2 separate regions of the Mus musculus genome follow, and region 2 is linked to region 1. A link is a loop called in an ENCODE intact Hi-C map of the cell type or tissue named here. Cell type or tissue: left cerebral cortex. All regions are shown on one strand. Links, peaks and the distances in the headings refer to the core of each region. The heading gives the core; the rest is flanking DNA. Region 1 holds the start of Rab10os (RAB10, member RAS oncogene family, opposite strand). Region 2 overlaps Kif3c (kinesin family member 3C).

Region 1 (8,332 bases), core at 30-8,029:
AGGCACACATGTATACATGTGCTGCAGCAGCACACACGAGACATACGTGTACACATTTGCAGCAGCATCATACACAAGGCACACGTGTACACATGTAGAGTCGCATCAAACACTGGTCACACATGTAATGTAGTTTAAAAACAAGGTAGACATATCCAGCGGCATCCCCCAACAGACGCATATGAACACATGTGAAGCAGCATCAGACAACAGGCATACATATACACAGGGGAAACAGCATCACTCACCTGGCACACATGTGTACATGTGAAGTAGCTTCACACAACAAGCACACATGTGCATCCGCATCACACACCAGTCACAATGCACTGGCATCACACACCAGGTACACATGTATACATGTACAGCATCATCTCACACCTGGATCACATGTAAAGTGGCATCACACACCAGGCAAACATGAGGCATACATGTACATCCCACACCCAGCACACATGTACACATATTCTGCAGCATCACAGACCAGGCATATACGTACACATGTAGAGCAGCAGCACATCACTTCCTGAGCCCATGACATTACTTCCCATCACCCCCACTCTGACCTCACTTCCTGCTGCCCTCTCCACAGCGATGTCACTTCCTGTCTCTGGCAGCTGCCCTTGCAAGCTTGCGGCTAAAGTGGTTGAGTGGGAAGCCCGCTGCATTGATGACGTCACCAATTTGCCCTCTACCAGCATCACTCCCCACGCATGGATGGCGGAGGCCCCAGGCCTTGTCCCTGTTGGGTCAGGGTCATGGTGGGATTACATGGTGACTTCGAGGTTGCTGGGGTCATGGGGAGGTCAGGGATCACCTTGGGGTTGTGGGGTCACACCGGGGTCAGCGGTAGGTCAGGGGTCACGTCGAGGTCACAGCACTCAAGGGGGATCGATCACTAGTTTATGTTAATTTATGCAAAGTGACTCTGGTCATGCAAATGAGGTCATGTGACGTCACTTCGCTGGTGCAGCTGACAGCCATGGAAGCTTCCCCCTTGCCCATGAAGATTTATGCAAATTTATGCAAAGTCATACAGACAGAAAGCATGACGCCATGCAAATCCACCCAGAGCATCACTGTGTTATCATTCAGGTTTATGCAAATTTATGCAAATTCACAGAGGAAGCCACCAAAGTCACCTCAGCTCATGCAAACCTACTTCAAAGAAGCTGATGTATGCAAATTCATGCAAAACCCACAAAAAACGCATGCAGAGCACAACTATGACATCATTTTGGTTTATGCTAATTTGCCCAAGACGTCACACACAAATCTATGCAAATTTGTCCTGAGAGAACTGGTGTTAACTTATACAAATTTATTCAAATGAGCCCAAAATATGCAAAATCATGCAAATGTATGCAGCCCCCATCCCCTCAATCTATTATCCCAGAACCACTTGGTAGAGTCTCAGACAGGGCGTGGGCAGTGTCATGTGCAGGCAGGGGGCAGGGCCTCACCATCCTTCGCTGGTGTGCTGTTGTCCAAGTAGTCGTGGATCAGCTCCTCCTACAGTAGAGAGAAAGTCACTTCCTGGGCAGGGCCTGCGGGGAAAGGGGGCAGGGTCAGGCGATGGGGTGGGGCCTTGGGGGTCAGGGGCAGGGCCTGGGTGACTCATTTGGCCTAAACTTCCTGGGGTGGGGGTGGTACTTCCTGTCAGGGCCTCAGACAGGAAGTCCCACCTCATACAGGAAGTTCCACCCCCACACACTGATGATGTCATCTAACCCCATCCCCAACATAAAAGACCCACCTCCAGGTTATGACCCTGCAGAAAGTAAGTTATGGCATAGACAGGAAGCTCCCTCCCCAATGACGTCACCCCAGGCCCCGCCCCACAAAGTAACGCTCCCCCCCGCCCCCCCCACTGCCAACATTGACCCTGTGAACCTGCCCACAACACTCTGCTCACCTCCGTGGATGCCCCAGGTGAAGATGGCTACCCTCATGATGACGCTGTGCTGCTCTGCTTCCTGCTCAGCCTGGGGGATGGGACGGGGTCACAGGGGTCAGGGTTCATCCAGGCCATGCCCACCAAACCACCATGCCCATCACTTCTTGACTATGCCCACCACTTCCAGTCCCACTTTTCACTTCCTGTTTTCTCCTATGATGTCACTTTCTGTTCTGCCTGCTCCGTCCCCAGAAGGCCCCACTCACCTGTACAGCACCCCCCATGGCGTCCTCCTGGTCCTTTGACTTCTCCAGGATCAGCCCCTCCAAGGCCTGTGGGTCAGTGGTGGGGTCATCACAAGGGGTGGAGTCAGGGGCGGGGTCAGTGAGGTCACCTGAATAGATTTGCACAAATTTGCATGACAGGAAGTAAGCAGGCAGGGCCTGAGGTGATGGGCGGGACAGGAAGTGGAGGGCATGGCCAGGCACAGTGGGCTTGGCTGGAAGTGTGCAATGGCGTTGGGAAGTGGGCGGGGATAAGATGAAAAGGGTCGAGGCCTGCAATGGGTGTGGAAGGGGCAGGGCCACACACCACCACAGGGTCAAGGTCTCTGGGTCTTCCTGGGGGAGGGACGGGTGGAGCTGGAAGTGACATCATACCAGACTTCCTGGCAGCCCCTCACAGAAGCCCCACCCACAAGTCAGAAATCCTGAAAATGACATCACTTCCAGTGGGCCTGGCCCCACCCACCATCCTGATGTCTTGCCCATAAAGCTCCCAAAAAGCAGGAAGTGACATCACTTGTGGTTGGTGTGGTGACCTCATTTCCCCGCTCCATCATCCCCAGAACCCACCCTCTTCTCCCAAACTCAGAACTGCAATCATGATGCCACTTACAGTGGGTATGGCCACCAACAGACCACGCCCATCTTCCTAAAAAGATGAAAGTAGCTACCCTGAGGCCCCTTCCCACTGACCTTTGTGCCCCCCCCCCCTCGCGGCAAAGTACTGGAGGCAGGGCCAGGTGGCCTTGCTCAGCATCTCGGGGAAGGCAGGATGGACGACCATGAAGGCCAGGCCCTGGGGTGGGGGGAAGGGGTGAATGGGTGGGGTCAGACACGCGTCAAGGCCCTGCCCACAATGACTCAATCACTCTTGGGCACACCCCCAGCCAGGACGTCAAGAGAATATATACAATATATACAAATGCGGGGGGGGGGGTGTCACAGGGTGATGACATCATCTGGACACGTGTCAATGGCAAGGAGGGAAACTGTGACATCATCTGAACTCAGGAAAAGCCATAACGTCATGCAGTTTTATGCAAATGCATGCAAATTTACATGACAAATACACGCAGAGTAAAGCCATAACATCGTTTATGTTTATGGAAATTTACTCAGGGGAGCTGTCATTATGCAAATTTATGCAAATTTTCATCATGCGAAACTGATGTCACATGAGCGTATGCAAATTCCCAACGTACACGATATGCTAATTTATACAGGTCAGGGGAGGTTATATAAACCTGGGTAGAACAAAACCAAGCAGCCATTCAAATTCACTCAAATTCATGCAAACGAGCAGCAATGAAACTTAGACCCCATGCAAATCTATGTCTCTTGCAGGAGCTTAGTTAAGACCCCGCCCCAGGCCCCTGTCACTCACGCTCAGCCACTCCCAGCCCTCGCTCAGGCTCCGTCCCTGGCCTGTCTGTCAGTGCCTCTTGGGAAAAAACAGGTCACTCACCTGAAGCTACGTCCACATGCCACTCCGCTAGTCGCTGTCAATCCCGTGGGGACCAAGTGTCACTCACGTGAAACCCCGCCGACATGTCTCGCACAGCGAACCCCAGGATCTCCTTCCGCCGCGAGGAGGCGCTCGCCAGGACGACGCGGTGCCAGCGCAGGCACGTGCGGGGTGATGTCACAGCGACATCTGGGCGGGGAGTGATGACGTCGAACGGGTCGCCTGTGGTTCTGCGGTTCGCCGAAAGGTCAGGAGCTGAACCGGTGACGTCGCTGGAGTCGCCGGGGATTGGGGCGGGGGGGGGGTAACGGTGGTTGCGGCGGGGAAACCGGAAATCGGTCGCGCTGCTCCGAAAGGGAAAACCGGGTTCGGCGAAGAGAGGAACTGCACATCCGCTGTTTGCTTGTCCGCTTCTGATCAGCGGAACCCGGAACTGGAAGTCTTCAATGTCACGCTGCCGCTCCGAGTTCTCGTGAGATTTACAATGCGGTAGAAGGACTCACTTCCTGTTGGAACGGAGGAACTTCCTGTCTGGAAGTTAGGGTTCAAGCATGCTGGGAGTTGCAGTTATTTCCTGCTTTAGGCATGACTTCCTGTTTGCCATAGGAAGTGACGCCACAGTAGCCCCGAGTTTCACTGGGAGGCACGCTGGGAGGTGTAGTTCCTACCTGTACATCTCCGGGTCTAACCTCCCAGGAACGTACCGTATTAATACGCTGCCCTGTCACCGGGTCGAAGCGCCCGCATGCCCGGCCTCCCCTCACCGTGGCCGCTTCACCGCAGGCAAATCCATATCCTTTGACACCAACCGGAGCGGATGCAGTAACCATCTCACCTGTGATGCAGTGACCATCCCAAGGGAGATGTAATGACTCTTACCTGAGATGCAGTAACCATCTCACCTGAGATGCAGTGACGATCCCAACTGTGATGCAGTGACCATCCCACATGAGATGTAGTGAGCATGCCACTTGAGATGTATTGACAGTGATTATCCTACCTGAGATACAGTGACCATCCACCTGAGATGCAGTGACCATCTCACCTTTGATGCAGTGAACATTCTACCTGAGTGATTCTTACATGAGATGCAGTGTCCATGCCACCTGAGATGTTGTAACCATTCCACCTAGGATGCAGTGACTATGCCATCTGAAATGTAGTGACCATCCCAGGTGAGATGGGATGATAATCCCACCTGTGATGCAGTTGACTATCCCACCTGAGATGTAGTGACCATCCCACCTGAGATGAAGTGACCACTTGAGATGTGATCGTCTCTCCTGAGATGAAGTCACCATCTTACCTGAGATACAGTGAAAATCCCACATGGGATGCAATGACTATCCAACCTGAGATGTAGAGAGTCGTCTTAACAGAAATGCAGTGACCATCCACCTAAGATTCAGTGACTATCCCACGTGTGAAGTTGTGACCATCCCAAGTGAGATGGGATGACAATCCCACTAGTGATGCAGTGACTGTCCCACCTGAGATGCAGTGACCATGCCACCTGAGATGTTGTGACTATCTCACGTGAGATACTATGACAATCCCACCTGTGATGCAGTGACCACCCCACCTGAGATGTAGTATCCATCCCTCCTGAGATGCAGTGACCATCTTACCTGAGATGCAGTGAACATCCCACATGGGATGCAGTGACCACCCCATCTGAGAGATGTAGTGAGTCTTACCAGAGAATCAGTGACCATCCCACTTGAGATGTTTTGACCATCCCACTTGGGATGCAATGACCATGCCACCTGAGATATAGTTACCATCCCACCTGTGATGCAGTGACTATCCCACCTGTGATGCAGTGACAATTCCAACTTTGATGCAGTGACCATTCCACCTGAGATGCAGTGACCATCCCATCTGTGATGTAGTGACCAGGTGTACTAGTAATTAGACACATTAGAATTCATTATAACTCTTTTTATTCAAAGAAAACAAGACATTTTCACTTAATTGATGTGAATTTCTAAATGCAATAAGGATCTTATTGTATGTTCTTTAGTTGTATACACTGCATTTCATTATCTTGATGTATTTTCATAAGCACATTATGAAGAAACCTGTACAAGGTGTTATAGCAGGAAGAAAAGTGATTTAACACAGAAAAGAGTTAATCTTGACTGCCTGAGAGTTCTACTCTGTGCTAGTAACAATAATAGTGTATTTTTTTAGTGTACAGGTGTATTAGTAATTAGACAAATTAGAATACATTAAAATTGTGCTTATTCATAGAAAACAAGACATTTTTGCTCAATTGATGTGAATATTTATGATAAGAAGGACCTTGTACTGGCTAGTTTTGTGTCAACTTGACACAGCTGGAGTGATCACAGAGAAAGGAGCTTCAGTTGAGGAAATGCCTCCATGAGATCCAACTGTAAGGCATTTTTTCAATTAGTGATCAAGGGGGAAAGGCCCCTTGTGGGTGGGGCCATCTCTGGGCTGGTAGTCTTGGTTCTATAAGAGATCAGGCTAAGCAAGCCAGGGGAAGCAAGCCAGTAAAGAACATCCCTCCATGGCCTCTGCATCAGCTTCTGCTTCCTGACTGCCTGAGTTCCAGTCCTGACGTCCTTTGGTGATGAACAGCAGTATGGAAGTGTAAGCGGAATAAACCCTTTCCTCCCCAATTTGCTTCTTGGTCATGATGTTTGTGCAGGAATAGAAACCCTAAGACAGATCTTATTGAATGTTATTTCCTTTAGTTGGCTGCACTGTATTTCATTATCTTGACGTATTTTCATAAGCACATTATAAAGAAAACTGTACAAGGCTTTATAGAAAGAAGAAGAGTTTTTTTTTTTTTTTAATACAGATTCTACAGAAAAGAGAGTTAACCTTGAATGCCTGAGAGTTCTACTCTTTGCTAGTTATAACAACAGTGTATTTTTTTAGAGTTCAGGTGTATTAGTAAGCAGACACATTAGAGTATATTATAGCTGTATTTATATGAAGACATTTTTGCTCAATTGACGCAAATTTCTAAATGTGAAAAGAAGGATCTTAGTAAATGGTATTTCCTTTAGTTGGGTAGACTGCATTTCATTATCTTGATGTATTTTCATATGCACATTATAAAGTAAACTCTACAAGGTTTTATAGCAAGAAGAAGATTTTTTTTAACACAGAAGCAACAGAAAAGAGAGTTAATCTTGAATGCCTGAGAGTTCTACTCTGTGCTACTAACAACAATAGTGTATTTTTTTCGTGTCCAGGTGTATTAGTAATTAGACACATTAGAATACACTATAACTGTGTTCATATGAAGAAAAGACATTTTCACTCAAGTGTTATGAATTTCTAAATGGGACAAGAAGGATCTTATTGAATGTTATTTCTTTAATGGGCTACACTGTATGTAATTATCATAAAATATTTTCACATGTCCTTTGTAGGTGGGGAACCTTCTGCTCTGTGTTCAGGACCCATCCATATCTAAACATAAAAGCAATCTACAGCAAACCAGTAGCCAACACCAAAGTAAATGGAGAGAAGCTGGAAGCAATCCCACTAAAATCAGGGACTAGACAAGGCTGCCCACTTTCTCCCTACCTATTCAATATATTACTTGAAGTCCTAGCCAGAGCAATTCAACAGGAGGTGGTCAAGGGGATACAAATTGGAAAGGAAAAAGTCAAAATATCACTATTTGCAGATGATATGATAGTATATATAAGTGACCCTAAAAATTCCACCAGAGAACTCCTAAACCTGATAAACAGCTTCAGTGCAGTAGCTGATATAAAATTAACTCAAATCAATGGCCTTTCTCTACACAAAGGATAAACAGGCTGAGAAGGAAATTAGGGAAACAACATCTTTTACAGTAGTCACAAATAATATAAAATACCTTGGTGTGACTCTAACTAAGGAAGTGAAAGATCAGTGTGATAAGAACTTCAAGTCTGTGAAGAAAGAAATCAAAGAAGATCTCAGAAGATGGAAAGATTTCCCATGCTCATGGATTGGCAGGACCAATATAGTGAAAATGGCTATCTTGCCGAAAGCAATCTACAGATTCAATGCAATCCCCATCAAATTTTCAACTCAATTCTTCAACGAATTAGAAAGGGCAATTTGCAAATTCATCTGGAATAACAAAACCTAGGATAGCAAAAACTCTTTTCAATGATAAAAGAATCTCTGGTGGAATCACCATGCCTGACCTAAAGCTGTACTACAGAGCAATTGTGATAAAAACTGCATGGTACTGGTATAGCGACAGACAAGTAGACCAATAGAATAGAACTGAAGACCCAGAAATGAACCCACACACCTATGGTCACTTGATCTTTGACAAGGGAGCTAAAACCATCCAGTGGAAAAAAGACAGCATTTTCAACAAATGGTGCTGGCATAACTGGCAGTTATCATGTAGAAGAATGCAAATTGATCCATTCTTATCTCTTTGTACTAAGGTCAAGTCTATGTGGATCAAGGAACTCCACATAAAACCAGAGACACTGAAACTTATAGAGGAGAAAGTGGGAAAAATCCTCGAAGATATGGGCACAGGGGAAAATTTTCTGAATAGAACAGCAATGGCTTGTGCTGTAAGATTGAGAATTGACAAATGGGACCTGATAAAATTGCAAAGCTTCTGTAAGGCAAAAGATACTGTCAATAAGACAAAAAGGTCACAAACAGATTGGGAAAGGATCTTTACCA
Region 2 (8,332 bases), core at 21-8,020, 150 kb before region 1:
GACTGGCTCCTCTATGGCTGGGTCAAGTCTGGGCACGGGGTCTCACACCCTCATATATATCCCAGAACTGGGGAGGCAGAAAGTCAGGAGTTCAAAGCCAGCCTTAGCTACATGCTACATTCAGGGCCATCCAGGGCTATAGAGTGAGAGGCTAACTTAAATAAATAAATAAATAAGTAAATAAATGCCAGAAGTTTCTCAGAGTTGAACAGGGTAGCATGTGCCTGTAGTACCAGCTGTTTGAGGAGCTAAGGGAGGAGAGTCCTTTCAGACCAGGAGTTGGGGACCAGCCTGAGCAATGGACTAAGACTGGTCTTTATGCTTCCTTTTTTTTCTTTCTCTTTTTGTTTTTTGTTTTTGTTTTGTTTTGTTTTTTTGTTTGTTTTGTTTTTCGAGACAGGGTTTCTCTGTGTAGCCCTGGCTGTCCTGGAACTAACTTTGTAGACCAGGCTGGCCTCAAACCTAGAAATCTGCCTGCCTCTGCCTCCCGAGTGCTGGGATCAAAGGCGTGCGCCGCTACGCCTGGCTAAGACTGGTTTTTAAAACAAAGTCAAGCCCAACCATTTTCTCGTGTGACAAAGTAGACACCAAAGTAGACACTCAGTGCCTATCACTGAGTTTAACCTCTATCCCTAGAAGCAAAACAAGGGAGAAATTAAACAGGCACACTCACAAACCAGCATAATCCACCAACTCTAACCAAAATATGAAGGTAAAAGAGACAGAAAGAAGAAAAGACTTCCCAAATAAGCTGACATAGCCATGTTCAAACATTGTCCCATGGTAACAATGACCCCTTGCTTTGGAGAGCGGCCTGGGCGGGGTGATCCTTGTGGCTGTCATCAAGGGAGGGTGGCTGCTTCTAACAAAAGCTGTTTCCTAAGGGACAGCCCAGCCTTAGGTAATTTGTTTCAAACAATGTCTCTCCACTCAGTGCAGTCTTCAGTGTTCTCATCCCAGAGTATCCCAGGCCTCAGCAAAGCAAAACAGCCCACAACTTGAACAATGCTTTAGTGGTGAGAGACAGAGCTTTTGTGTTTTCAGCCCTGCGTGAGTCATGTTTTGTGAGTTGTGGGAGATGTCTGGGAAGGAAAGGAGGGAGGGTCCTTCCACCGCCTCAGATTCCAGAGCACCCTCTTCTCACAGAAACCCATGTTCAAGGCCTTCCCCTCCCCCAAGCTCCAGTTGTGAAAGTAGAGATCAAGGGGACAGATGTAGTCTGGGAGATGGGGGGTGGCCACCACTCCCCTCCGCCACCAGCCCACCCCCTGGCTTCTCTGTGAACTCTCAGTCTCAGCTAGGGTTTGCAGGAGGAACTATTTTCTTTATTCCAACACTAACAACTTTCAGATATTAAAAAGAAACAAGGAGTGGGGTCTGGGAAGGCAGCTTGGTAGTTAAGAACACCGGCCACTGCTCCTCCCGAGGAGTCCTAGCACCAACACAGTGGCTCACGAGGGATCCTGTGCCACCTTCTGGCCTTTGTAGCCACCAAGAAAGCACGTGATGCACAGACATACAGGCAGGCAGAGCCCGCATGCACATAAAACATAAAGTTAAACTAAAGAGAAAAAATAATTTTTTAATTTTAAAGAATTGCCTCAAATAGATGAGGTTGCACATTCCTGCAATCCCAGCCCTGGGAAGCCTAAGACAGAGGAGCAAGGCTAGCCTGGGCTACATAGTGAGACCCTGACTCAACTAAGTATGCTGGCTCATGCCTGTAATCCCAGATTTGGGAGGTGGAAGCAGGAGGATCAGGAGTTCAAGGACAGCCTCAAGTACATAAAAAGGGCAAAAGGGGCAGGTACAACCTGCCTTCATGAGTGCTTACCTCAAACTCACATACAAACATACACAGACACACACAAAGCATGTACACACTCATCCACACACACACACACAAAGTATGCACACACTCATACACACACTCATACACACACACACACACTCATCCACACACACAAAGTATGCACACACTCATCCACACACACACACACTCATCCACACACAGAGCATGAACACACTCATACACACACACACACACACACACACACACAAATCACACACACTCTCATCCACACACAGAGCATGCACACACTCATACACACACTCACACACACACACACACACACACACACACACACACACACACACACAAATCATGCACTTGTGCTTTGGCCTGGCAAGCTGAGTTCAATCCCTGGGACCCACATGGTAGAGAGACTCAACTTCTGTAAGTTGTCCTCTGACATCAAATGAACGCTGGGTCAAGCTCACCTATCTCCCAACACACAGCTAAATGCAATAAAAACTTAAATAAAAATTTAAGAAGGAAAGTGACTAGTTGGCAATTAAAAAAATAAAATAAAGTATGTTTTTAAAATAAAATTAAGTTAGAATGCAAAGAAATGGGTCTCATGGTGGAACTGTCATACGTACATGTCATATGCTGTCCCCATTTGTTTCCTTTCCTCAATTAAACAGGGCACATGTCACACATACAAGTAACCTCAGCATTCCTGAGGCAGGGATCTGGAGGACTGAACTCAGGAGTTCAAAGCCAGCCTGAACTACACAGTGAATTTCAGGCCAGCCTTGGCTACATTGCATGACTCTTGTCTCAAGGAAAAAAACAAAAACAAATATCCCTTCTCAATTGCAGATTAAACAGGCATTTAAATGTAATAATGATCTCAGGGCTAGGGGAAGGGAAACATCTGTAAATTATATAATTAGGGAACTGGAAAAAGTGAATATAACCTATAAATAGAATTAAATTCTCTCAGTATGAAACTTCCTAAAAATAACCATTGTATGTGGTAATGGAAGATAATGTTTTGCTTTGCTTTGCTTGTGAGATAGGATCTCTATATACAGCCCTGGGCTGGCCTGAACTTTGCTAGACCAAGCTGGACTCAAACTCACAGAAATCCTGCCTGTGCTTCCCCAGTGCTGGGATTAAAAATGTACACTAGCAGACCTGTCCCAAACGGTTGTATGCACTTAGACACTACCAACCTCATACTAGCTTCGATCCCAGCTCTGGGGAGGATCCTGCCCTGCCGTGGAAGTAGCGTCCCTAGGTTACAGAGAGTAAAGAATCTCCAGAGAAGTACTATCCTTCCATCATTATATACAGATTTGGTCCCACTGCAAGAGGCACTCCGTCCGCTTTGTATGGTCCGCCTCGTTCTACGCAGCTACCAGCAGAGGGCGCTGCACACCCAGCTAACTGATGCAGCTGCACATCATGTGCAGACTTCAAGCTCTCCAGGGTAGAAACAGTTGGAATTGCTGAACACCCAGCTGAGAAGCTAGAAAGACTGCAGCAGGCCTCTATGGTGCCCAGTCATGACACTTCTCCATCTTTCCCTCTGGACCACAAGCTCAGAAATGTCTGACTTAACTTCTGCCTGTATTCTTACACAGCAGAGCTGAGCAAATATTAACAACTGTTGCTAATTTCTGGCAACCAACACAAGCCCATGCATGTATCCACCGGAACTAACCACTGGGGACAGAAGCGCTTCCCACCACAAGCCCCTCCCCTTACAGGCTCCTTTTCCATCCTGACCACTTCCTTCATGGTGATCCATACAGGATAGATCCTGGCAAAACTCATCCATGTGCACCTCTTAATCCACTCCCCAAGACCCGACCTGGAACAGGGTCTCAAGCCCCTCACCACTCATGACCCTGGGAGAGGCTTGCAAGTCCCTAGGTCCCGACAGACGGCCACTGGAACTCACACTCCAGCTGGCACCAGTGGCTGGAACCTCCACTGCTCCTCCTCACAGTCCAGGAAAAGGCGGTTCATGATCTTGTTCTTCTCCTCAGGGGGGATGAAGTTCTCAATGATGAGGTACCTGGGGGTGGGTACAAGGCAGAAATGGAGGGAGGGAGGGAGGGAGGGAGAGATCTCAGAGATCACAGAGGGAACGGGGGGGTGGGGGTGGAGGTAACAAGGGTGGAAGGGATGCCATTGCCACACAATAATGGAACTTGAAGACCACAGCTTCTAATGCAAAGACTGTGGGCCCAGGGCCCTAGGGGTTATTTTCCACTAGCACTCAGCAGACACTCTGACAGAGGGAGGTGGAGCCATCAAACCAGGCTGAGGAAGTAGAACAACTTAAGAGCTGGTCTAGCTCATGAGCTCCAGGTTCAGTGAGAGACCCAGTCTCCAAAATCATCATCGTCAATGTCAACCCATGGCCCCCATATTTGAATCACAGGTGTGCATATACATACACCTTAGACCCAAAACAAGAAGACGCACAAGCCTGCCTACATGTGCTAACCCAGTAACTGGGAAGCTGAGGCAGGAAGACAGCTGAGCCTCAAGACAGCTTGAGCTACAGAGTGGGAGGACCCTGTCTCAAACAAACAAACAAACAAACAAACAAACAAAAACCCAACCCAACCAGAAATGCAAACAAGGGGGGAAGAATGGACATGTGAGTGCTTAGTCAAAATATGGCTGTCCGAAGAGTCTCTTACAGAAGCCCTGAGGGATGGGGGAGACTGTGGGGACCCAGAACCAGAAGAGGAGCCAGCCCTACTTGAGCTTTAGTTCCCGGGTCTGCTCATTCTGCGCCTCCTCCAGGTCCTGCCGCACGCGGATGTACTCTTCGTGTTGGTCCTGGATCTCGGCCTTCACCGCCTGTAGCTTGGCATAGAGCTGTACATGCACAAGTGTGACTCAGCGGAGTTCAGTCAGGCACAAGTGTGACTCAGCAGAGTTCAGTCAGGCCCGTCACCCAGCCTGGGCTTCCTGCTCTGAACTCAGAATGGCTGCCTAGCCCTATGACTCCGTCAGGATGGGCTATCTCAAGGGCAGCCACTGTCCTCCCCGTGACTCAGTCCCTCCCACTCACTGGGACTCACCAATATCTCTCTCTCTCTCTCTCTGTATCATCAAGTGTTCAAACTGAAAGAGAACTGATGGAATGCATGCTAGCCTGACATTTTCTTTCTCCCTTTTAAAAAAAAATTATTTATTTATTTATTTTTAGTTATATGAGTATGCTGTAGCTGTCTTCAGACACACCAGTAGAGTGTGCATTGGATCCCATTACAGGTGGTTGTGAATCACCATGAGGGAATTGAACTCAGGACCTCTGGAAGAGCAGTCAGTGCTCTTAACCACTGAGCCATCTCTCCAGCCCGACATCCTCTTTCTACAGGTGAGGAAAATAAGATGTAGACTAACTAAAAGGTCATAAGGTCATAACTGAATAAAGAAAGAATAGAGCCAGGCCAGATGGTGGTGGCCCACACCTTTAGTCCCAGACCTTGGGAGGCAGAAGCAGGTGAGTATATTGAGTCCGAGGCCAGCCTTATCTACTGTGTGAATTCTAGGACAGCCAGGGCTACATGGAGAAACCAGTGCCAATTTGAAAAACCAAAAAATTAAATAAATATAGACAAACTAAAAAGGATGGAACCATGTCTCATTTTGGAGATCCACGGTTAGCGTTGGAGGTAGAATGAGTTGAGAAGGTAACCTACTCAAAAGTAAGGGCATGAGAGCCGGCAATGGCTTTCCCATTTCCCTCCTAACCGCTGAGTGCTGTACTAGTAACTGCTTTAAGGACTGGGCCTGGTCAGCTCGAAGTGGCCACAATAATAATCCTGGGGCCTCCCAGGGCTCGTTCCTGAGTCCACACTGGAACTTCCTACCCTAGGCCCATCTCAAGTCACAAATGTCCATGACTTCTGCAGGATCCGGGTGAGCAGATTCTTGTCCCTTGGTGTGGCGTGTAGGACCTTGTCTTCCTCCCTGGACGCAAGTTTCCATAGCCACACCGCATTCCCTGACCCAGCTACCAAAACTAGGATTCACTGGTGACTCCCAGTGTAGAGAAGTTAGCCAGGACCATGAGGATGACCACACAGTACACTGCAAGTGACACCCTGGCACCAGATGCCTGCCTCCTGGCTGTCTCCCCACCCCACAGTCCAAGCTCAGAGGTTGAACTTTGGGGAGGGGCCTTTGAGGCCCACCCTCTTAGGCAGCGGCCTGTTTACCCGCTGCGCATCTTACCTTCTTGAGTTTCTTGGTTTTAACTTCCACCTCCTGCTGCAGGGATGAGTAGGTACCACGTAGCTCCATGGTTTCTTCATCGCGGAGCAGCATCTCCTGCTGCATTTCCCGTTCACGGCGTTTCTAGGGCAAGGCAGAGCAAGGGGGTCACAAGGGAAAACCACGCCCACTGGGGAAGGCTACCGGAGCACACGGGCTGGCTCGATCTGCCTGTTGTAGCACCTGGCTTGTTCGTGGACACAGACCCATTTTTTTCAGACCCTGTGAATACAGCTTTTTCAGGTATGGGCCTGTGTGCATGGAGGCCCCAGCCCTAAGAGCCGGCATACCTTGGGGGCATTACCGGTAGCATCATAGTTGACTGGTAACTAACTTGATGACTTAGGAAACAGCCATACAGGCAATGAATCTGCAGGGGAATCTACCACTTCCTCTCACCCAAAGAGAGACCCCGAGCTGGTACACCCAGGGAAACCAAGCAAGGTAGTGCGGGTTTTGCATTATAATTCCCGGATTCCCAGTCCAACAGGGCTTACGCACCAGCCTATCCAACACATGACCCCAAGGCCGTATGCCTCAGAGAACCGGAAGCCAGCAGCCTTACCTGTTCCGCAATCTCCTGTCGCTTCAGTTCCAACATCTTCTGTTGCTCGTTGGTGTGATCCATGATGTTCCGCCCCCCAATGAGTAGCTTGCTTTCCATGGCCTGAGAACACAAGGAGGGGCAGGGTCAGAGACCGGACTGGCAAAGGGCCATAGGATCTCAATTTTGGACTTTGTGTTTGTTGGTCGCAGGGTCTAACCTTAAACCTTCTCTGCAGTGGAGAACAGCAGTGCTAGCATTACAATCGCGTTCTAGCACATAACTTTATTGGTTTCATTGTTTTGTTTTCGGGTTTGGTTTGTTTGTTTTTTGTTTTTGTTTTTGTTTTTCAGTCAGCATTTATCTGTGTAACAGCACTGGCTGTCCTGGATCCTGCTTTATAGACCAGGCTGGCCTTGAACTCACAGAGATGGGCCTGCCTCCACCTTCCCATTTCTGGGATTAAAGGTGTGTGCCACCATACATGGCCCTTCCCTTGGTTTTCTGAGAAAGAATCTCACTATGTAATGTTGGCTAGCCTGGTACTTACACTGTAGGCCAGGCTAGCCTGGAACTTGTGGCAATCCTCCTGTTTCTGCCATCTGAGTGCTGGGATTGCAGGTATGTATTATCATGCCTATTGACAGTTTAAGATGCTCAGCCCAACTGTGGTAAGATCCACCTTTAACCCCAGCATTCGGGAGGCAGAGGCAGGTGGATCTCTGTGAGTGTTAAGGTTAGCCTTTAATCCCAGCACTTGGGAGGCAGAGGCAGGTAGATTTCTGAGTTCGAGGCCAGCCTGGTCTACAGAGTGAGTTCCAGGACAGCCAGGGCTACACAGAGAAACCCTGTCTCAAAAAACAAAAACAAAACAAAACAAAATACAAAACAAAACAAAAAGGCCAGCCTAGTCTAAAGAGCAAGTTCTAGGACAGCCAGGGCTTCACAGAGAAACCCTGTCTTAGAGAGAGAGAGAGAAACAGTGTGTGTCTCTCTTCTTCCCTCCCTCCCTCCCTCCCTCCCTCCCTGCCTCCCTCTCTTCCTCCCTCCCTCCCATTATGTAAAGTAGCCAGGGATAGCCTTGAACCTCTGATTTTCCTGCTTCCACTCCATAAGTCCATTCTAAGCAGGACCACAGAGCAGAGACTCCATCCCTTTTCCCTTTGATCCTTTTAGGAGAAGACATAAAGCATATCCATATGGATGGAGCCTTGTAGCCATTGGTGGGAACGGAGTTTTCCCCTCCAGCCCCTAGAGCTGGGGCACAAAGCTCCCATTGTGGACAGGATCCTTAAGGATGAAAAGAAGAGAGAAGCCCTTTGGGAATATAAGGCACCTGATCTCTGCTATGGATACAAGAAGCGGCTGGGTCACCATGCCTGCGAGGAGGGTGGGTGGCAATCTATTCCTGGCAGCCAAGCCCCAGATGGCATGCAGCAGGAGGAGAAACGGCAGTCACTGGGCAGTCCAGCCCTGTACTGAGTTCCTGACTCGGGAAGACAGCTCATCACCGGGCAGCAGGAAACCTTGGTCTAATCTTGGGCTGCTAAGGAAATTAGAACAACACAAGGGAGAGATTCCATAGCAACAGGGGACAAAATGAGGCCCCAGAGGCTGTATCAGCTTTAGACACCACCTAAAAGGTTCCCGCTCTGCCAACTAAGCGGGAGGCACAGTCAGGGTCTCGGTTCTCACATCGG

What was found. A loop is a pair of places that touch in the nucleus more often than their neighbours do. Peaks named below come from ENCODE experiments on the same cell type or tissue, not always from the same donor. Only the 100,000 strongest peaks of a DNase experiment are listed, where the experiment ranks them.
Region 2: it touches region 1 in a loop (5-fold over the local background); 2 of 42 quality-filtered maps call a loop at or near these places.

Annotation. Positions count from the first base shown.
Region 1 is chr12:3,231,244-3,239,575 of GRCm38, reverse strand. It overlaps Rab10os (RAB10, member RAS oncogene family, opposite strand), which reads right to left and starts at 3,785. Exons shown (of 7, transcript NR_015551.1): 1 at 3,647-3,785; 2 at 2,164-2,291; 3 at 1,916-1,985; 4 at 1,464-1,547. In left cerebral cortex, for the core only: a CTCF peak has its summit at 3,770; DNase peaks (open chromatin) are centred at 1,028, 2,337, 3,841, 4,185 and 1 more place; H3K4me3 peaks cover 1,714 bases; H3K27ac peaks cover 1,550 bases.
Region 2 is chr12:3,385,975-3,394,306 of GRCm38, reverse strand. It overlaps Kif3c (kinesin family member 3C), which reads right to left. Exons shown (of 8, transcript NM_008445.2): 2 at 6,654-6,755; 3 at 6,050-6,172; 4 at 4,566-4,684; 5 at 3,753-3,869. Among named protein-coding and RNA genes, the nearest start is that of I920046F24Rik, 25 kb to the right of the region's middle. In left cerebral cortex, for the core only: a CTCF peak has its summit at 3,208 (motif pointing right); DNase peaks (open chromatin) are centred at 927, 3,222 and 4,698; H3K27ac peaks cover 625 bases.